Regions from separate parts of the Mus musculus genome. Here region 1 is linked to region 2. Evidence: chromatin loops called from intact Hi-C (ENCODE). Cell type or tissue: left cerebral cortex. All regions are shown on one strand. Links, peaks and the distances in the headings refer to the core of each region. The heading gives the core; the rest is flanking DNA.

Region 1 (10,647 bases), core at 2,648-10,647, 68 kb before region 2:
TCTTTGTCAGCGGACTTTTGATTTTTCTGACAGATCTTTTCCAAGACTAGAAATACACACTTCCTATCACATGTTCCTTTTGAAGAATTTTCCTTTACAGCTGGCATCTTTCAGTTTTCAGTTGTGTGTTCCTATGTTTGCAATCATTTCTTTTACAAGCATCTCCTATGTTGTCCCTTCCAGCTGCATCAGGAAAGAGTCTCCGGGTTTGGTTTCAGCTTAGTGTTTCTGGAAATGCCCTACCTGGTTTTGTTACTTTCTCACTTGGTAGTTTTTCCAAAAGATATTGTCTTGATCTGCCATCTCAGTGAAATGGTTGGGTCTGAGAAAACTCAGTGTGCAAACCTTTCTGACCCTCTTCACATCTGAGTGCTCAGAGAAAACCACACATGCAGTATAAACAAATGAGGCTGCTCGAAGCTGCCACAACCATGCCAACAGGCATGGAGCTTCAGGGACACTAGCTAGAGTTGTCTGGAAGTTATTGAAAAAATACCTCCACAAGATCCAGCTTTAAGGCATTTTCTTAGTGGTTGGTTGGGGAGGTCCCAGCCCATTTTGGGTAGGGCCACCCCTGGGCTGGAGATTCTGGGTCCTATAAGTAAATCAGTACACAGCACTCCTCCCTGGCCTCTGCATCAGCTCCTGCCTCCAGGTTCCTGCCCTGTTTGAATTCATGACCTAACTTCCTTCAATGAAGAACAGCATATGGAAGTGTAAGGCAAATACATCCTTCTCTCCCCAACTTGCTTTTTGGTCATTGTCTTAGGGTTTTACTGCTGTGAACAGACACCATAACTAAAGCAACTTTTAAAAAGAACATTTAATTGGGGCTGGCTTACAGGTTCAGAGGTTCAGTCCATTATTATCAAGGTAGGAGCATGGCAGGGTCCAGGTAGGCATGGTGCAGGAGGAGCTGAGAGTTCTACATCTTCATATGAAGGTTGCTAGCAGAATGCTGGCTTCCAGGAAACTAGAATGTGAGACTTATAACCCACACCCACAGTGACACACCTACTCAAACACGGCCACACCTTCTAATAGTGGCACTCCCTGGCTAAGCACATACAAACCATCACATTCTACTCCCTGGTCCCCATAGACTTGTTCAAACATATGAGTATATGGGGACCATACCTAAACATAGCATAATGCAAAATACATTTAGTCCAATTTCCAAAGTCCCCATAGGCTATAGCAGTCCCAATAATGTTAAAAGTCCAAAGTTCAAAGTCTCTTCTGAGATTCATCAAATCACTTAACTGTTATCCTCAAAGCAAGACAGGAAACCAGCTAGGCAAAGTCCAAACTCTGTATCTCCAAGGCTGATGTTAACGCATTCTTCAGATCTCCAACTCCTTTTTCATCTTTGTTGACTACAACAAACTTCTTTCTCTTGGGCTGGTTCCACTCCCTGTTAGCTGCTTTCCTCGGCAGATAACCAATGGCTCTGGCATCTCAAACATCTTGAAGTCTCCAAAGCAACTTCAATGTTACAACTTCTTGTTTCAATGTCAGGGATCCACACATGATCTTCTGGGTTCCTCCAAAGGGCTGGTGTCACTTCCTCACCTCTGCCCTCTATAGCACTGTAAGCTCAGGTTGATCTACTCTACTGCTGCTATTCTTGGTGATCATCCCACGGTACTGGCATCTCCAATACACTGTGGTCTTCTGCTGCACTTAGGCTTTATCAATAGCCTCTTATAGACTCTCTTCATGGTGCCAAGCCTCAACTCCTTTGCATGACCCCTTCAGTCCTGGGCCATCAACTGCAACTGAGGCTGCACCTTCATGAATGGGCTTCCATGGCCACTAACAGTGCCAATCCTCAGCTGTTATTCATGTCCCCCTCATGCCTTCAAAACCAGTGCCAGCTGGGTGATTCTTACACATTACCAAGTACAGCTGCAGTGCAAGGTATAACCTTGGTCATCTCTGGAACACAGGTTCATTGTGGTCTCATAAAACACTTCTCAGAAGATTTTACCTCAGTGATGCTGGCTTCTTCTTAATCACCAGTAATTTCTTAGCTCCAGCTAACCAGCATCAATTGTCTTTTCCTCTTAAATATAAAGTCAGAGACATTTGTCCAAGGCTGCTAAGTTCTGCTGCTTGCAGAAGCTGGAACATGGCCCCTTTGTTCTATTACATTATCATTACCCTCCTCTTTTCCAACCCCTTCATTACCTAAGCTTGGCTGTCCTGGATCTTGCTCTGTAGATTGACCTTGAACTCATAGATCTGCATGCTTGTCTCCTGGGATTGACGGTGTGTACCACCATGCCTGGATTTAAGCTTTCTTCACCTAGAACTTGCTCTGTCTCAGGCTGGCCTTGAACTCACAGATCTGCTTGGCTTTGTTTCCTGGGACTAAAGACACCACTATGCGGGATCTAAACTTAACTGGGTAGGATCTTGCCCCAAATCCCACTCCCTTAATTCAGTGTAATATCCTTGAACACAGGATTCAGCTCCATTTCACTTCTTGGTGCCTCTTTAATACTCAAACCACCCCTTTCTCAGCTTGCTATGCTTGTTTAAAATGCTCTTCATGCAACTTAACTAGAGAAGTCTATGGTGGGCGTTTCTGAGACTTCTTTTGTCAGTGCAATAAATCCGAGTCTCTTCACCTCAGACTCAGGCACACTCTTCAGACAAGTGCAAAAATTAGCCACATTTTTTTCCACCAAAATACCACAAAAACAGTCTCTAGGCCACGTACTGAAATTATTCTCCACTGAAACCTCTTGAGCCAGGTCTGCCCAATTCAAATCGCCCACAGCAACAAAGTCTTCCATATTCCTACTAGGATGGCCCATTAAGTCCCACTTAAAGCATTCCACTACTTTTCAAATCCAAAGTCCCAACATCCATATTCTTCAAAACAAAAGCATGGTCAGGCCTATCACAGCAATACCCCAGTCCCTGGAACCAACTTCTTAGTTAGGGTTTTACTGCTGTGAACCCTATGACCAAGGCAAGTCTTAAAAGGAACACTTAATTGGGGTTGGCTTACACGTTCAGAGGCTCAGTCAATTATCATCAAGGCAGGAACATGGCAGGGTCCAGGCAGGCATGGTGCAGGAGGAGTTGAGAATTCTACATTTTCATCAGGAGGCTGCTAGCAGAACACTGGCTTCCAGGCAGCTAGAATGAGAGACTTATAATCCACACCCATCTACTCCAACAGGGCCACACCTTCTAATCATGCCGCTCCCTGGGCTGAGCTTATACAAACTACCATCATCTTGGTGTTTTGTTGCATCTATAGAAACCCTAATGAAGATCGAGTCAGTGCGAGAGTTCACAAACACAGACTCAAAGGTTCCCGAAGAGTTTGGAAAGCTGACTGAACACTATAGTCAGCACAAAGCTTTAATACTCAACACACTGGCTTTGTGCTCTGACTCTGTCCCTTAGGGTCATCTAGCCTAGAACGAACTATTTTAGCTTCTTTGAAGTGAAGTTTCTTCCTGTGCAAATTGAGCATGACCTGGGATTGCTGTAATCAGGTAAGTCTAGAGCCTGCTTCACAGTTAGTTAGCATCTCTATGTTTACATAATTACATTTTGTTTCTTAGTATGGTAACTATATACTGTTCTTATGTTTCCTTGTCTTTTGGTCTTTTAAAAGGGGTATAGTTTTTTTAATGTCCCAAAGGAAAAAAAGTCAAAGTTTGGGGGGCAGCATATCACACTGGAGTGTGACTTCACTGATCCAACATGACTGAGAAACTTACTCATCTTTTTTTCCCCCAGATGGACACATTTTATATTATTATTATTACTTTTAAACTTTTTAATGGTTCTGTGAGTTTTGCAGCACACACCCCAGTCCCACTCATTTTCCCATCCTCTAGTATCTACTCTCTGCCCTTGTAACCTCCCTCAATAAAAATACACAAACAAACAAAACAAAACAAAACAAAACAAAGCATAGAAACCTCTCACAGAGGAAGCTGTGGTGTGCCACAGTGTGTCTGTCCCACAATATACCTCTTTGTCCACACATCTTCACTTGCAAATGTTCACTGCAGTGAGTCATTGGTCTGGTCTGAGGTCTCTGGCTTCTGTGACACCATCAGTACTGGATCCTTACCGCGACTCCGCCTTGTTATCCTGTTGTTGCCCTGTGTCATGGAGATCCTGCAGCTTTGGATCAGCAGGACCAGCCCTTTTGCAAGTGCCCAGCAATTCACAGTTCACAGTGAGGGGTGGGGCCGGTTCTGCACATCACCTGGGTAGCTGGTGGCTGCCCAGACCCCAGGACAACCTCATGGTCTCTAGTGGCAATATGAGCCACCGATACTGACATCGACCCCTGCCACTGCTTAGCCACGGATCCAGATCCAGGTCCTCAGCAATAGCATGGGCGGGGACGTCATCATGGCCTCAGGTAGGGGGTCTGGCTATTCCACAACAGGCTTTGCCTCTCTTCCCTCTAGTCTCCAGTTCCATCTTCCTTCACAGTACTCAAATGACTCTACTTCTCTTTCTCTCCCATCTGTGCACTACACACTTGCACATTGTAGTGGCTCCCACTCCAGGCAGGGCATGTGGCTGGAGAGCCTCTGGGTGACCTCTGCCTGCACAGCGTGGCATGGCTTGGTCTATAGCCTCTCCTAAGGCATGGCAGCAGAGGGTCTATGGCTGGTTCCCCCCCTCCCCCCTTCTGTACCACGTAGCATGGAGTCAGGCAAGCTTCTGTGTGACTACGGCTGGGTGCCTGAAAGGAACGCTGGGGCTGTGTGGGAGGGGTGGCAAGAGAAGAATGAGACCAAGACAAAGTTTCTGATCAAGGCCCGATGTTTCCTTTTTGAATCTGAACTCTAAAAGGGGGGAAGCCCATCTCCTACTATGCCAGGATCTCGTGGCTTGTCAGGAACTCACAAGCTCAGCCTCTCAGCAGGTAGTGGCATCTTGGAAGAAGCTGCAGATATGGCAGGGCAATAGTCTTTACCTAGGTCGGAAGACTCCACCCGAGGTGGAATAGCCGGCTGTAGCATAAACAAGGTCTAAATCAGCCTCTCAAGGCTAGGGGAAGGCACACAGAGCCTTCACACAGAGTAGCAGCAGGCAGGTCTGAGGATATCTTCCTTCTCTCACGCTGTTCAGGCTGATCATCATGGCGGCAGGCAGGACTCTGTCTGCAGCCTGTCTGGGCTTTGTGGTAGAGAGCAGATCTCGGGGTCTTTCCCTGCCAAGCACCAGAACTGGGTGGCATGGTGGTTGGCAGGTCTCTGGATGTCTCCCGGGTTTACTTTTAACCTCTACTGCCATCAGCACAGTCCTGGGTGACACTGCGATGACCTCCTTGTCACTGACCTCCGCACAGCAATCAATGGTCCCAGTCGGAGGTAAATCAGGATGCTCTCTATTCTAATGATATATTTAAAGTACTGATGTCATCCCATTGCTCTCTTCCCATAGGTTAAAATTCAGATAAGAGCTGGCAGGGGCGGGGCTGGGAGATGAGATGGCACCTGTAGTAAAGTCATAGGGTAGATAGGGTGGAACTGTTGAAGGTTTCTGAAGACCACAGAGTGTAAGATGGTTTTATAATGTCATTTCCTTTACTATTACAGCATGCTTCCTGACAGAGCATTTTGGAAAGAGGCCTCAGAAGAGCTCCCCAAAACTGGTCCCCAAAATTGCATCATCTGGGGATGCTGACAGGAAGCAAGAAAAACAAAAATAGGATCCATCCGTGATACATTCATAGTCCTTTTTTTTTTCCCCAAAAAACCTCGAGTACAGTTGATTCTTTACCAGTGACAGTTTTAACCACCTTGTTTGGGAGGAATGTTTACTAAAGCCTTAAGTCTCTTTTTTTTCACGACCAAGAGAGATTTTCTGCGACCTAGTGGGTAGCAGCAGGCTGTGTTGCTAAGCATTCTACAGTGCACAGGACAAGCCCTCACCAGAGTTATGTGACAGCCATCCTGGCACTGCATACCTGCAATCTCAGTATCCTGGAGACTGAGGGTGGAAGAGCTCAAGCCTGAGGTTACCCTGGGCTACCCTGGGCTACACAGCCGGTTCCAGGCCAGCCTGCATTATACAACAATACACTTCTTTAAAAATGTTTTTCTGCTAAAAATGTCATTGCTGCAGAATCTGAGAAACTTTGTTCGAATGGGTAGAAATGTTGATCTTCATTTTACAGACCAGGGAGCCAGATGTTCTCAGAAGTTCTGGTGCCCACAACTTGTTCTTACAGCTTGGAACCCTATGATCTTTTATCATGCCATAGCAGTGAGAAGAGTAAGTAGTGCAGTGGGGCGGGGGAGGGATTCAGGACTAGGGCACAGACCGATGCTCGATAGGTACTTACAGAGGAGCGAGTGGAGAGGAATGTATGTGAAGGATGAGTGTTCTACTGCTGTTCTCACATATGGCCTAGCTTTTGGTCTACAATCCAACAGTGAGCTGGGGATTGTGATAACAGAGAAACCCAGATGGTGGTAAGTGGTTGTGGGTACCTTTATTCAGTTTCTGGAGGAGTCCAGATCCCACAGACTGGACCTTCAAGACTCTTGCCATCCTCCATCACAGACTGAGGCAAATGACTTCTGAGCTGCGTTGGGGTGAAGTTTTCCCTCTCTGTACCAGACGTCCAGGTCAGCTACGGCTCCAGCAGAACATGAAGGGAGTTGTTTCTCAGTGTCTAAAAAATTTTCTGTGATTTGAGCTGAATCCAGTTTATTCTGGTAAGTCCTGAGTCTTCTAATAGAGAACGGATGAAAGGAAAGAGGGTGGAAGGGGAGGAGCCCAGGATTAAACAGACCGTTTCTTTTCACTTCCCCATTTGGACTTCACAATTTTGTCTGTTCTCTGGGTACTATCTGCCAAGCCGGGAGGGAAGCCTGTGCCTGCAGCTGACTCGCTCCAGAGCTGATGGGAATCCTGCCGTTCCTACTGATCCCCATGGAGAGCAACTGGACTGTCCATGTGTTCTCACGGACTTTGTGCCATATGCTACTGTGGACAGCCGTGCTAAGTAAGTCGGGACCTCCAGAAGAGAGGCAGGGGAAGGACACCTGGGTTGGGGTTGGATGAATCAGCCTGGCATAGGAGGCATGTCAGGAGTAAGTAGGAGGCTAATAGTTAAAATGTAACAACCTGGTTGGCCTTTGAAACAAAATCAAAGCTGGCAGGAGTTTTTGCTGTTTCTTCTTTTCCTGTCTCTTGGTACCACCTTCCCCTCCTCTGATCAAAATCTAGAGTCCTAGACTTGAGTGAGCAATTAAAAGACCAGTTTCTCTTTGAACTCGTGATTCACACAGGACCAAATCTTAGGCAAGATGTCTAGTACTGCTTAAGACAAGGGCTGGGAGAAAGCTCAAGGATGCTTTTGAGGGGTGGTGGTGGACACTTTATTATATAAGGAGAGGTGCTGGAGAGATGGCTCAGTGGTTAAGAGCACCGACTGCTCTTCTGAAGGTCCTGAGTTCAAATTCCAGCAACCACATGGTAGCTCACAACCATCTGTAATGAGATCTGATGCCCTCTTCTGTTGTGTCTGAAGACAGCTACAGTGTACTAACATATAATAATAAATAAAGATTAAAAAAAAAAAGGAGAGGAGTAGGAAGGTCAAGGTTGACCTGGGAACTTGGGTTCAGGGTTTCATAAACATGGACAAGTCTGGCATTGTCAGTTGTGGGGCCAGAGAAATCTCTCATGCTTCCTTCATTGTGTAGACCATGGGACTTGGTTCTGGCCCTGCTTAGTAAGAAAGTCATGGTCAGGGTCTTAGGCTGAGATGGAGGAAGACTTTCTGGTCCTGGTCTCATCTGTGGGCAGAGGACAGAAACTGATGGTGCCAGGTCATTAGCAGAGTCTGGGTGATGCTCAGTAAGGGAGCCCTATTCCAGGAGCATCTTCTAAGCTCAGTTCCTGGGGCATCTACGCATACCTCTGAGAAGAAGGCATACTGGTATCCACTCACCCCAAGTTATGTGGTATGACTCATAGTGAAATCTGGTCAGCGCTGAGGGACCTCAGCTGTCCAAATATATATTTACACATACACAGACACACACACACACAGGTATATATATATGTATATATATATATATGTGTGTGTGTGTGTATGTATTTATATAAAATATAATATATATATATTTGATACCAGATAGTTTAGTTTTCACATGGGAAGATCAGTCCTAAAGAGGCAATATGCCTTTCTATTTGTGCTGTATAGCTATCAATCACTTGGTGAAAACTCCCAAGGATGACATTTTCTTCCATTTTCCTTGGGTACATCTCCATTTTCCCCCCCATTTTTTTTTCTGGGCCTCCACACTTAGGTAGGACATCCTAACTTCCTTCAGTTGTATAATACCCTCTGACTTTGGTCCTGAGTAGCTATAGAATCTTCCATCCAGCTATGGGGAGGCACGGTGCTTTCGAAGGGCCTTTGGTGGAGGCCTGTTATCTCCTGATGAAGCTCCAGGACTGTTCTGCTTCTCCCAGTTCCCATTTCTCCCACAGTGGATCGTCCTCAGCCAGGCAAAGTGCCCACTGCACTTGGCTTTTACTGCCCGTGTTTCTGCTGATTCTTAAAGTTGTTTGCGCCAGACGCTATTCTGGATTTGAGGTCATATCAGCAAACAAAACTGTTTTCCTGACCTAAAGTACAAGGTCTTTGTCTTCCTTACGGGGAACATTAGACACGAACAGAGTTCTCATTACTGTCTCTTGGGTATAGAATGAAGCATGAGTGGTAGTTTCCCTCTTCTGCATCTCTTTGTTTTTTGTTTTTGCTTTGTTTTCTCTTTTTCATGCACTGCACTATCCCCCTTGCCAGTCCTACATGCTCAGGGGTTTTAGCAATTACTTCTCCATCACTAGCTCCCAGACTCATTTGTCCTTCCTTCCTCGGTATACTTTAATTTCTCTGTCTGTTGATCAGACACCTATAGATTTATCAGCATAGACACAAATTTATATTCAAAATTCAAAATAACATCATTTCCTTACATATTTTCTTATCTTTGTAATATTTCTATCTATATGAGCAAAGCCACCTTTTCCTTGGTCATCCATTTTTATCAACCTTATGTCTCATTAGAAGCCAAGTTTCCTCAGTCTTGTCTCTTAGCTTTCCCTCACGTGTGTCTTCTTTGCTTCCTATTGTCAATGCAGATGAGTAAGCAAGGCCACAAGGGAATATGGGTACATTTGATGGAGTCAAAGGATAAACAAGTTAAGGGGACCTGCCCACAGTATCTGAGAAGTAAAGGCAGGAAGAACTGTAGTTCAAAGCCAATATGGGCTACATGACAAGTTTGTAGCCAGCCTAGGCTACATGAGACTTTGTCTCAACAATAATAACTACAGCAAGAAAAAGATAAAGGGATTTGCAATTAGGTGATGATAATGATGAATGGGATGTGTGTGCATGCGTGTGTGTGTGTGTGTGCATGTGTGTGCAAGTGCATGTGCGTGTGTGCATATGAAGGTAAATGTGGACTTACGGGTAGACAGCGATGATGAGGTGGTGGTCAGATGATCACAGAGACTGTACTTGGGCAAATGGAAGAGAAGAGGACTGGAGGGGGATTGTGATGAAACCTCGGATATTTCATTTTGTGGCCTTTGAAGTTGGTGTGGTTTGGAGCGGTGATGGCAAGGCCTTGAGGTATAGCATGGGCTGTGTGGCTAAACTGTATGAGAGAATATTCACTACAGATGAGGAAGTCATGGCATGATGCAGCCAGATGCTGCACAGGCCACTGACACATGTTCTAGATTACCGGTAACCATCTTTTTCTTACTAATCTCTGGGACTTCCTCTGTCCCAATTAGTCTGACACAGCAGTTTCAGCTCCAAAGCAAACCTCTCATTGTTTACTGAGCTAAACAGCAAACTTTGGAAATTTGCCTATGATCCTTTAAAAGGTAGCCACGTGGTATGTTTGGAACTTCACAGATACCTTATCTGGATTGTCACCAATCCTTACAACAATTATGTCGTAGGTATTGTTGTCATCATCTCCATTTATAAGCCAGGGAATCAAGGCAGAGAACAGTAAAGTTGTCTCTGCAAGGTCACTGAGCATCAGTCATATTACTTTCTTTTCTCATTACTTTGTCAAGACGCCAGGCAAAAGCAACATAAGAAAGGGTTTATTTTGGCATATTTTTTTAGGGCATTGTGGTGGGAAGGCGTGGTGGCACCTTGGCTGACCAAGTCACACCCATAGTCAGGAAACAGAGGTGGATGTTAGTACGTAGCTGGCTTTCTTCTCTATGCTTGTTTATTCGAGCCAGGACCCCAGCCCTTTGGATGGAGACATTCATATTCGGAGTGGGTCTTAGCACTATAGCTAAACTTTTTCCAGAAACACCTTTGCAGACACAATGAGAGATGTTTCCATGGCGATTCTAAATCTAGTCAAGCTGATAACATAAACTAACCACCACCGTGGTAAAGTCAATGTGTGAATTTTGTGTGCGTTCTCACTTGCTGCTTGCTGTTCCAGTTGGCTTTGACAATCCTCCAGAATATGGCCGCCACCTCCATTTTCGACTGCGTTCCCCATTATCGGGGTGGTTTTTGTTTCTTTGTTTTTAAACAGACCAAAGAAGCATTCAGGCTGCAACTTGCTGAGAGTGTTTGCAAGCATCCGTCCATCT
Region 2 (10,822 bases), core at 1,339-9,338:
TGAATCACGCCTTTCTGTCTACCCATGGGTGGGAGGATATAAGCTCTGCTTCGGAACACACAATGACCTCTCTAGGCCTCACACCAAGAATACCTGTCATCAGGGATTAAGCAGGAATAAGATGGGCTTTATGAACATCAATGGGACTGGCTACTAGGGAAAGGTTGGGGTGGGAGTGGGATATTGATGGACCCAATGGAGCCTGGGGAATCTATGTGACTCTTGAGAGTGGTAGAAGTCACAGCTCTATAGGGCTTCTCTATAGAAGTCAAGGCTGGGCTGAGCTGGAACATGGCTACAGAGGGGTAGATAGGACAGTGCTTGATGCTTGGGGTAGGTGAGTAACACACTCAGGTGACATCCTGGTCTTTGTGTTCCACCATCTTGAGGAAGTGGGAATGGACAGAAGAAGCAACAGTGTCTCCCAGTTCCCAATGTCTGCTTCCATCTATCTTTTTTCTCTCTGCCCCACATCCATGCCTCCAACCTCTACCGAGCCTGCAGGCAGAGTCATTATGTGGATGCTTGCAGCCCTCCTGCTTCTGGGTGAGTCAGTAATGAGGGGGCATCAGCAGGATTTGGGGAGGGGGAGAGTATGACAGGGCAGGGTTATGTGGGATAAGAGAGCAGCCACCTTTGCTGACCTCAGGTTTCATATGGTTCTCTGTCTGCCTTGGGGTGATGAAATGGAGCTAGCTTTCTCAAAGCTGGGTAATTTGGTATGGACAAAGGAAACTCAGGCTTTCCCAGGATCAAGAGTCTTTCCTGTCACTGAGGACAGTCCTCAACCTCTTCCTTCTTTCTTGCTTTGCAGTTCCAAGAAGTGGAAAAGCTGGTAAGTCTTATACATCTCTCATCCAAGTTTTGATGAGTTCCACGAGGGTAGATGCCCCAGTTCCTGGCTGTTCTGAGATGGTATTCCCCCCCCCACTCTTGCCCAATCTTGATGACTAAATGTTCTTGAGCATAGACACGGTCAGAAATGGCTTATGATTAATAGATTCCTTGTCTGCAGCCTCATGTCTGTGGTCTCCCTCATTGCCAGGGTTGGTTCCTCTGTGGGCTGGGACCCAGAAACTGGTGTTTCCCAACAATTCCCAATCCTGGGACTTTATTTTTGGGCAAGCACCTCATCTTACTTTACTTCCTCACACGGCCCCATCCCCCACATCCCCAGCTACTCTGGAGAAGCCTGTACTGACTCTACACCCACCTTGGACCACCATCTTCAAGGGAGAGCGAGTAACCCTGAGATGTGATGGATACCACCCTCTGCTGCTGGAGCTCCGGCCCATTAGCACTCTCTGGTACCTGGGCCATGTCCTCCTGCCTTCCCACAAGAAGAGCATCGAGGTGCAGGCACCAGGGGTGTATCGATGTCAGACACGAGGAGCACCCGTCAGTGATCCTATCCACCTCTCTGTGTCTAACGGTGAGTGCTGGCCCTACTGGCAGAGTAGACATCGGGCTATTCCCAGGGGACAAGAAGAAAAAAAAAAAAAAGGTCACACAGAACCACCTTGAGTCTCTGGAGTAGGCAGAAGCCTGCAGTAAAGATTTCCTGGTCCAAAAGCCATCCCCCTCCCCGTCTTCCTGATGGAGCATGAAGCAAATTAATATTATTAATTTATTAAGTGGGGTGACCTGGTTTCAGAAAGTCAAAAATTGTGCTCTCCTGACACTACTGGAACCCAGAATCCTAAGTTCCCCCTCCTCTGTCTCTCTGTCTCTGTCTCTGTCTCTGTCTCTGTCTCTCTCTGTCTCTGTCTGTCTCTGTCTCTGTTTCTCTCTGTCTCTCTCTGTCTCTCTCTGTCTCTCTCTGTCTCTCTCTGTCTCTCTGTCTCTCTCTCTCTCTCTCTCTCTCTCCCTCTCTCTCTCTCTCGGATCCCTGACTGGCCTGGAACTCACTGTGTATACTAGGTTAGCCTTGAACTACAAGGATTTTTTGGTGTCTACCTCTTGAATACTGAGGTAAAGCCATGTACCACACCCAAACAGAGTCCTGTTTGCATATTTGTTTTGGTTTGTTTTTTTGCTGTTTCTCTAATTTTTTTTTTAGACATAGTCTCATTTTGTAGCCTAGGCTGGCTGGCCTGGAACCCACAGAGATCAACCTACTGCCCCCTTCTAAGTGTCTTCCAAGCGCTAAGATTAAAGTTGTGCTCCACCACATCAGCCCAGCCAGGATTCTGAGTTTTAATGTCTATGTGAATATAAATAAAGGGATTGAAACTGGGGGTTGTTTCATGGCACTAGACTGGAGGCCAAGTGAGGAGAACAAGAGGTGGAGAGGAGGTGTGTCAAAATGCCAATGCCACATGTAAATCTCCATAGCGAGAGAGGCTACCGGAGGTGGGAGGTGGCAGGGTACAAGGAAGAGAAGAGGGACGGAGATGAAGGGGAGGAAACAATTAAAGATGTGTTTGTTTGAAAAATGATCTCATAATTAAAGTTAATTATTTGTGATCTTAAAAAAAAAGTAGCCAGTAATTATGCATCTGTAATCTTACACTCAGGAGGCTGAGGCAGGAGAATTCCCACAAGTTTGAGGCCAGCCTAGGCCATATAGCAATACCCTTTCTCAAAGGTCTTTTTACAAGGAATGAAATAAGAAAAAGAGAGATGAGGCAGAGGAAGAGACGGGGGAAGAAGGAAGGAAGACAGGTGGGGGGGATTGGACAAAGAACTTAATAAAACTTCTGCTGTTGGCACATATACATGAGCACCTAGGAGTCGATCAAGGAGCAACTGTCTCGAAATATTTGAAGCGTTTTAGAACAGGGATGAGAACACTGGGTGTGATGGTGCAGGCCTGCAGTCCCTGCACCCAGGAAGCAGAGGCAGGAGGATGAGTGCAAATCTGCAGCCCAGCCAGGGATACATAGTGAATAACAGCCCGTATTGAACAAATAACAAACAAACAGAACCGCCACCAAACAACAACAACAACAACAACAAAGGGGATAGGAAAAGTAATAATGGTATACCCATCAAAGTACATAATTAGCTGTGTCATATGGAGGATTAATAATCTTTCCTGGGCAGATGTTCATTTTTATTAAGCATTTAAAGAACACCAGTCAGTGTTTCAATTAGCATTCTACACTTGTAGAGGTTTCCTGTTGGAGGTCATTAAAGTGGAAGCACGGTTGGCCATAGCTGACAGACAGACTGTGGCACAGAAACTGCGACTTGCAAAGCTTTCTGGACACAGGGTCTCCTGCATATGCAGCCCAAGCATGCCTTGGTTTTCAACCCTCCCACTCCAGCTTTCCAAGTGCTGGGATTACCGGCATGCACCAGCATACCTGGCCAGTGGAATTCTCTTTGTTAGGGAAGAATAGCTACAATGAGGGCTGGAGAGATAGGTTAAGAATGAATCATGCTCTGGGACAGAACGGGACATCGGGTCATAACCACCTGAAACTCCAGACTCAGAGGATACTGCACCCTCTTCTTGCCTCCTCTGACACTTGCACATACACTCACGAGAACACACCCACCTGGACATGTACACACACCTAATTCCAAATGAATGAATGAATAGATGAAATAATTTAAAATTTTATGATACCAAAAATGGCATTTAGGATGCCCTAAGGATAGTGTCAGATGCAGTGATGATGATGGTGGTGGTGATGATGGTGGTGGTGGTGATGGTGGTGGTGGTGATGATAGTGATGATGGTGGTGGTGGTGGTGGTGGTGATGGTGGTGGTGATGATGATGGTAATCGTGGTGGCACATTCAAGACGCTGTAGGATATATCTAAGGCTGTTCTCAGAGAAGCTTCCTTCAGAAGATAAGGCCTAACAGGACCTACTGGTCTGAATTTAAGCTGAGAAGCAGTGTCTTTTGGGTTGAGGAAATAGCTTTACAAGGGCCCTGGGTTCTATACAGAACCTCCCCCCCCCCCCCCGAGCAGTTCAGTGTGATTGGGTCTAGCTTGTGTTGAATGAAAGGTGAGGCAAGCTAAAAAGAAATGGGGTCAGGGAAGAGGTTATCAGGGGCTAGGTCAGGAAGGGCTTGAAGTCATACTGTGGGGTCTATGGTTGGTTTTGAAAGGAGACTCTATGGGGCTGGAACCAAATCTGAGACATCTTTGCTTCCTTGGTATCGTTTTCTTTCCTCCTGTTTAGTCAGGATCCCAGGTGCTAGTCACCAGACCAGAAAATAGGAAAAAGTTTTGGTGACCGGTGGAGTGAAAACAGCCACAGGGATTGTGGGGGGATTGCGGGCCTGGGAGGCAGGGGGGGGGGGAGGGAGCGGGAGGAAGGGAGACTGAGAAGGGTGACCTGCGGAGCTGGGATTTCTTGAGTTGGGTTGGGTTGGGTTGGGTTGGGTTGGATTCATCTTATTGAGATTAGATTAGTTTCTTTGTGTAACTGCCCTGGCTGCCCTGGAACTTGCTTTGTAGACCATGGAGGCCTCGAACTCATAAGGATCCTCCTGCCTCTACTTCCCCTACTGCTGGAATTAAAAGCATGTGCCACCAAGCTCGGCAGAGACGGATTTTTTTTTTCCTGAAGAGTAAATACTATCTGTGGGGTCCATTGCAGACTGGCTAATTCTGCAAGTGCCGTATGCTGCGGTGTTCGAGGGAGAGCCCTTGGTGATGCGCTGCCGTGGCTGGTACGACAAAGTCGTCTACAAACTTCACTACTACCACGACGGCCAGGCTGTGAGATATTTCCACTCTAGCACCAACTACACGGTGCTGCAAGCGCGAGCCAGCGACAGCGGTCACTACCAGTGCTCTGGCACCATGCGTATCCCAGTGGAGAGTGCGCCCATGTTCTCCTCCAAGGTGGCCGTGACCGTGCAAGGTGGGCGAGACGATCACAGGGAAGTTCTAGGGCTGGAATCGGAAGGGGAAAGAGGAGGCTGAACCCCGCGGGCTGCTCTATAGGTGTCCCTTCCCTATGGCGTATATCCAGGTTACTTGTTCTAGCTAGGGCTCCCACTTAGGAGCGAGGAGTTCTTGCCCTGTCTGAAGGGCGTGCTACGTCACTACGCACTACGAAGGGGACCCGTAGCTGTCCCCTTCAAGTCTAGAGAATGCCAACTGATTGACAGCTAGGATGGAACTTTTATCACCTGTCAGGATTCCGCCTCCCCTCAAACTGTCTCCATCCTTCTCCGTGGCCTCAGTTTCCCCGTCCCACTCATTCTTTCTCCTTTTCCTTCTCGTTCTCTGGGTCAAGGAGGAACCCTCTCCAGATAAGGGAAAAAGAGGGATCCGGGGCGGTGGACAGGTTGGCCCTGGTGGGGGTCCCATTGCTCTTGCGGCCTACGAGCATCAGGGCCCTGAGGCCGCCCTCCCCGCAGAGCTGTTCCAGACACCGGTGCTGAGGACGTTAAGCCCGCAGGAGGCGCGCGGCCGCGTGGTGCTGCGCTGCGAGACGCGCCTGCACCCGCAGAAGCGGGACACGCCGCTGCAGTTCGCCTTCTACAAGTACAGCCGGCCGGTGCGCCGCTTCGACTGGGGCGCCGAGTACACTGTCCCCGAGTCCGAGGTCGAGGAGCTCGAATCGTACTGGTGTGAGGCCGCCACCACCAGCCGGAGTGTACGGAAACGCAGCCCGTGGCTGCAGCTCCCTGGGCGGGGTGAGTGGCAGCTCAGCATCACGCCTGCCTCCTGCATCCCGTGGGTCATCCCGCAGTCTTCCTACCTTCCCATCTCCGCCCTCCAGCCCCTGATAGCTCCGGCCCCGCGTGGAGCAGTCACGGGTGACCAGGCGTGTTGCGTTGCAGGCCCTGTCCTGGATCTGGCGTCCACCACCGCGCCAGTCGCACAGGCTGCAGCCTTGGGGCCGGGGGACAAGCCGCTTTCCTTCCGGAAGACCCCAGTGTCCAGATCCGTTCAGTCAGTCACTTCCATCCCGAACAGCACCTTTGCAGGGCTGCAGTTCCCCGCGGGCCATGTTGCCACCGCCGGGCCACACGCCTGCGCGCCCCTGCCAGCGTCCGCGGAGCAGTCGCGCGAAGCTCTTCAGCCCAAGGTGGACCTCCTGCTTCGCGAGATGCAGCTGCTCAAAGGCCTTCTGAGCCGCGTGGTCCTGGGATTAAAGGACCCACAGGCCCTCCATGAGCTTACAGAGACCCCCGAGACACCCAATTCTCACGTTACTGTGAACCCCGCAACCCCAGAGACCACTGTCATGGAGGGCCGAGTGGACAGCTAGGCTAGTGTCTTCTCTCCGGGATCTCTATCTAGCTTGTGTGCAAATTGGAGCCATGGCTGTTAGTGTCCCCTCCTGTTGCTGTGGTTTTGGTTGTTGGTTTTTAAAGTCCCGTGGTGCTGTGGATTTCCACTTTACTAGATAGCTTGTAGGCGAGTTTGACCTTGCAAAATGGTTTATAAATGCGAGCATCCTCTGTGGTATGTTCCTTCTATAATCCAGAAGTAGACAGCTGTTGTTTACTAGTCCAGTGTGGGTGACTTTTTTTTTTTTTTTTGTAATTGAATCCATTAAGGTTAATGAGCACTTTAAAACAATTTAGGGTCAGGTTGTAATTATTCACAATAAATTTACTCTTTTTTTTTGTTTTGTTGGGGGGGGTTCGAGACAGGTTTCTCTGTATAGCCCTGCCTGACTGTCCTGGAACTCATTGTAGACCAGGCTGGCCTCGAACTAAGAAATCCACCTGCCTCTGCCTCCCAAGTGCTGGGATTAAAGGCGTGTGCCACCACGCCCGGCTTATGAATTTACTCTTATATTAAAACAACTTTCAAAATCCTATTAACTAATGAGTTTATATCTTCAAAATCCCGAGTATGATTTCAATTGTAGTAAAGATTTTAGTGTGGGCTTCTCCCTTCTGGCTTTAAGGGTCAGATCCAGTGCTAGACTCTCCCCAAAGGTACCCTTTGTCCCCATGTGACCCGACAGAGCCACTCCGGAGCAGCTGAGCAGCTGCCATGCTAACCTTAGTGGAACTAACTTTACTCTATGTCGGGATCATATCCTCCTCACTTAAGCTTCACAGTAAAGGCTGAGAACTGGTAGCAACTCTACCCTTCCATCCTTCAACCTGCTTCAGTAGCACGTGAGGTCCCATTTCCCTCTGAGCAATTAACCACAACTGACATGTCTTTACATTGTGTGTGTGTGTGTGTGTGTGTGAGATCAAGCGTACCCACTTCCCTTGTGGAAGTCAGAGGACACTTGGCTAATTCTGAGGACGGATGTTCAGATCACAGGATTAGTTACCTGATCTACGGTGTCCTTGAGGTTCCAATTCCCAGCTCTCTAATGCAGGCTCTTCCAGGGCAGCCTTTCCAGTGTCCAGGCTCTTTTTGCCTTCTGACTTTGTTCTCCTAAGTTGTTTGCTATTCTTGATCTAGACAGGAAGCAGCTACCATCAGTGCCAAGAAGCTTAATAATCAAAATACCCATCATTCAATAACAATAATAATAATAATAATGACAATGATGATGTTGATAACAACTATATATAATTTTTAATGTTCTGGGCATGGAGGTGCATACCTTAAATCCCAGGGAGGCAGAAGCAGTCAGATCTCAGTGAGTTCAAACCCAGCCTAGTGTACATAGTGAGACCTTGTCTCAAAACAAACAAAACAAAGGAGGGAAGGAGGGAAGGAGGGAAGGAAGGAAGGAAGGGAGAGAGGGAGGGAGGGAGGGAGGGAGAGAGGGAGGGGGAGGGAGGGAAGGAAGGAAGGGAGGGAGAGAGAGAAAAAAAAAGAAGAGAAAGAAGAAAAAAACACCACCACAACAAATTAAATGAGTTGACCAGAGGCCAGCGTGCCAGCCTTTCCCTCAGTATACTTTGTTGGCAACCTCAACCTTCACTTTCCCATCTTACCATCTGCCTCCATTTAGCATTAGTGATGGAGGCAGATAGTAAAGAGGAAAATTTAATCATAGCCCAATTTACTCTGTGTAGAAGAGGAAAACTATATGCTGTGTCCTTTTCCCAAAGTCTCATATGGGAGGGAAGGACAAAGATCGCTCCCTCTGGGGTCTGTGAGGCTTTCTCAGAAATGCCTGCACCAGGGAAATCTAACTTCTGTTTCCGTTCTAGCACACATTCCAGGAACAGGCCAGCTACCCCAGAGCATCCTGGAACCTATTCCCCAAACTCTGAGATGACAGATGGCTGCTGATTCCTGGAGAGGAAGCTGCTTTTTCTCTGGTCCTCTGATCACTTCTGCATCTTAAATTCAGGCCTCAGACTCTAAACCTGGCACTTTCCATATCAGATGGCAGTAGGCATGGGTCCCAAATGTATCCAATGAGATGGCACAGAGGTCTCTGTCACAGCATCTCAGCCTTACTTTGGGCTCTGTCCTTGCTCAGTGCTTCCCACCTTTGTGGAGATCCGTTATTTCACACCATACTCTGTATTACATCTTTGTTGTTGTTGTGAGAATTTAAACAAAATTCTCCAGGTTAGAGTCCGAGCACGAAGCATTAACCTACCCTCAGCCATGCTGACCTCTGCTCTTCTCCCAGCACACTGCGTCTTCCATGTTCCTGGGCCTTTGAGCAGACTCTTGCCTTCTCCTCCATGGGAGCGCTGTGTAGGCCTGAGCTTCTGAGTTCTCTGGTTACAAAATGAGGGCAATGGCAGTAACCTTAACTGGGGTAGACAAATAAATGGATTCTTTAATTATTAGAGGTGTTCAGCTAGCGGATGCCTCAGTTCTTAGGAACCCAAGACAGGAAGGTATTCCAGAAATCTCTAGAGACAACTCTGTCAGTCCCTATAAGTGAACTGTTAGACTGTTTCTAAACTTTTGCTATTTTATTTATTTATTTTCTGAGACAGGTTTTCTCTGTGTTGCCCTGGCTGTCCTGGAACTCACTTTGTAGACCAGGCTGGTCTCGAACTCAGAAATCCACTTGCCTCTGCCTCCCAGATACTGGGATTAAAGGTGTGCACCACCACACCCAGCTAAACTTTTGCTATTTTAAATTGTCCTGCAGTGAATGTCTTAATGGTTCTGGGACACACACATGCACACGCACTTGAGTGTGCATACACACACTTTGTTGTTGTTGTTTGGTTTACGATAGTATTTCTCTTTGGAACCCAATGGGCCTGGTACTCAGTATGATGCCCAGGGTTCCCTCCAGCTCCCTGGTCCTCTTGTCTCTGCCTCCGCCTCCTCAGTGCTGGGATTCATACACCACTAAACCTGCGTATTACCTCTGTCGGTTCTTATCATGAGGAATTTACCTACAGGCCTTTTGTGTTTCTGGAATTTGAAACAAGCTTGGGAGAGAGATGACCCAAAAAGAGAAAATCGGCTAAGACAACAAAATAGTCAGTTAAGATAATGACTGGTTCTCTCTCCTTCAGAAGGACTCAGAGGAACAGGGGAACCACAAGGACAGTTCCCAAGAAAAGCCCCCAGATAGAACAGCACTTAGGCTCATGGCTGGGTTTCCTCAAAGAAAGGTTTTCTTCTCTCTCTCTCTCTCTCTCTCTCTCTCTCTCTCTCTCTCTCTCTCTCTCTCTCTCTCTCTCTCTCTCTCTCTTTTTTCAAACTGTTTGCCAGGAGTTGCAACTTAGAATCTCTTCTCCATCCAGTCTTTCCTGAATACCCCAGTTAGTCTGTGTTTGATTGAGAACATGACACCCACAGCTGGCAACAGTTCTTCAGGTGAGGTGAGTCTCAGGCAAACAGAGCACAAGAACAAAAGTTTATTCTTAGTTTTTACAATTAAGCAAACCCCACTTGTGACAGGATGTAAACACTGAGATTGCACCGGAGCTGGGTCATCATTTGCGGAATCTACAACGGACACGGTTGAAGTCACAAGGATACAGAGGGGATATGGAAGGAGGGAAGATGTGTGAAGAGATTTTTGTTTTGTTTTGGCCACAACTCTTCCTCACGCCAAGGAAGTATAGGAAATCAGCTGTTTCCCCCTCAAAGCCTAATGAAAAAAGAAACCATGGAGTCAGCAGACAGGTCTGAAATGTGAAGTTGGGAGTTGCAACAGGAAGTGAACCTGATTTAGGCTTAAGGAAGCTAAAGTAATTGACTATCAGATCGAAAGGCCTCTCTGGGAATCAGCCACACCACAGAATGTTGAAGCTGGGTGGTCTTTCCTCCCCAGCTCCATGCTCCCAGACTCAAAATATATTTACAAATGCCTTGGCCATATAGCTAGGTTCTTCTCTGACTAGACCATAACTTAACTAACCTACATTCTGTCATGTGCCTGTGCTCAGGTACAGTGTGTCTGTCTTGTCACATCTTCCCAGGAGAATCTCTCTCACCCAGCACTCTCCCAGATCCTTTCTGCCTACTGGATGCCCCACCTCCTATTTCCTGTTTAGGCCATCAAATTAATTATTGACAGATGCCAAATCCATACAGACACATGATATTTTCTCTACAGCATCCTGGAACTCTGTGATGAATGCAGAGAGAAAATGTGTCTCGATTCTTTTGCAATAAGTCTCCCGGGCAGGCAGAAAAGACACCAAAACTTGGGCTTAACATCTTGATTCTTAGAGGCTGGGGGAAGATGTGCAAATGAACATCTGGAAGACAGATGCATACTCCTTAGGTCCATAAGAATGTTTACCAGAAGTAAAAATTGCCAGAATGTCCGTAAAAGTGTCCCTAGGAATTGTTGTAAATCTCCAACCCCAACAAGTCCATGCAAAGAACACACAACTCAGTTATAATATTTATAAACTGCATGCCTAGATTGGGCAGATCTACCACTACCCCACTCTATTCCCCAGCTATGAGATCTCTTGCTACTTTTGGCTCCTCCAGACCATGAGGTTCTGCTCCATCTTCCTTCCACCTCCTCTTCCTCTCTCTCTTCCTCTCT

What was found. Hi-C counts contacts between places; a loop is a spot of excess contacts. Peaks named below come from ENCODE experiments on the same cell type or tissue, not always from the same donor. Only the 100,000 strongest peaks of a DNase experiment are listed, where the experiment ranks them.
Region 1: it touches region 2 in a loop (2.6-fold over the local background); 8 of 42 quality-filtered maps call a loop at or near these places.

What each region holds. Positions count from the first base shown.
Region 1 is chr1:170,972,257-170,982,903 of GRCm38, reverse strand. It overlaps Fcgr2b (Fc receptor, IgG, low affinity IIb), which reads left to right and starts at 6,833. Exons shown (of 7, transcript NM_010187.2): 1 at 6,833-7,003. The coding sequence starts at 6,901. It overlaps Gm34968 (a long non-coding RNA gene), which reads left to right and starts at 4,149. Exons shown (of 3, transcript XR_003948187.1): 1 at 4,149-4,399; 2 at 5,287-5,360; 3 at 5,589-5,776. In left cerebral cortex, for the core only: no CTCF peak of the experiment used is centred there; DNase peaks (open chromatin) are centred at 5,803, 5,952 and 6,794.
Region 2 is chr1:170,902,635-170,913,456 of GRCm38, reverse strand. It overlaps Fcrlb (Fc receptor-like B), which reads left to right and starts at 516. Exons shown (of 6, transcript NM_001029984.2): 1 at 516-546; 2 at 815-835; 3 at 1,178-1,432; 4 at 4,559-4,825; 5 at 5,328-5,606; 6 at 5,754-6,184. The coding sequence starts at 516. The coding sequence ends at 6,184. In left cerebral cortex, for the core only: no CTCF peak of the experiment used is centred there; DNase peaks (open chromatin) are centred at 4,753, 4,932 and 5,496; H3K4me3 peaks cover 1,624 bases.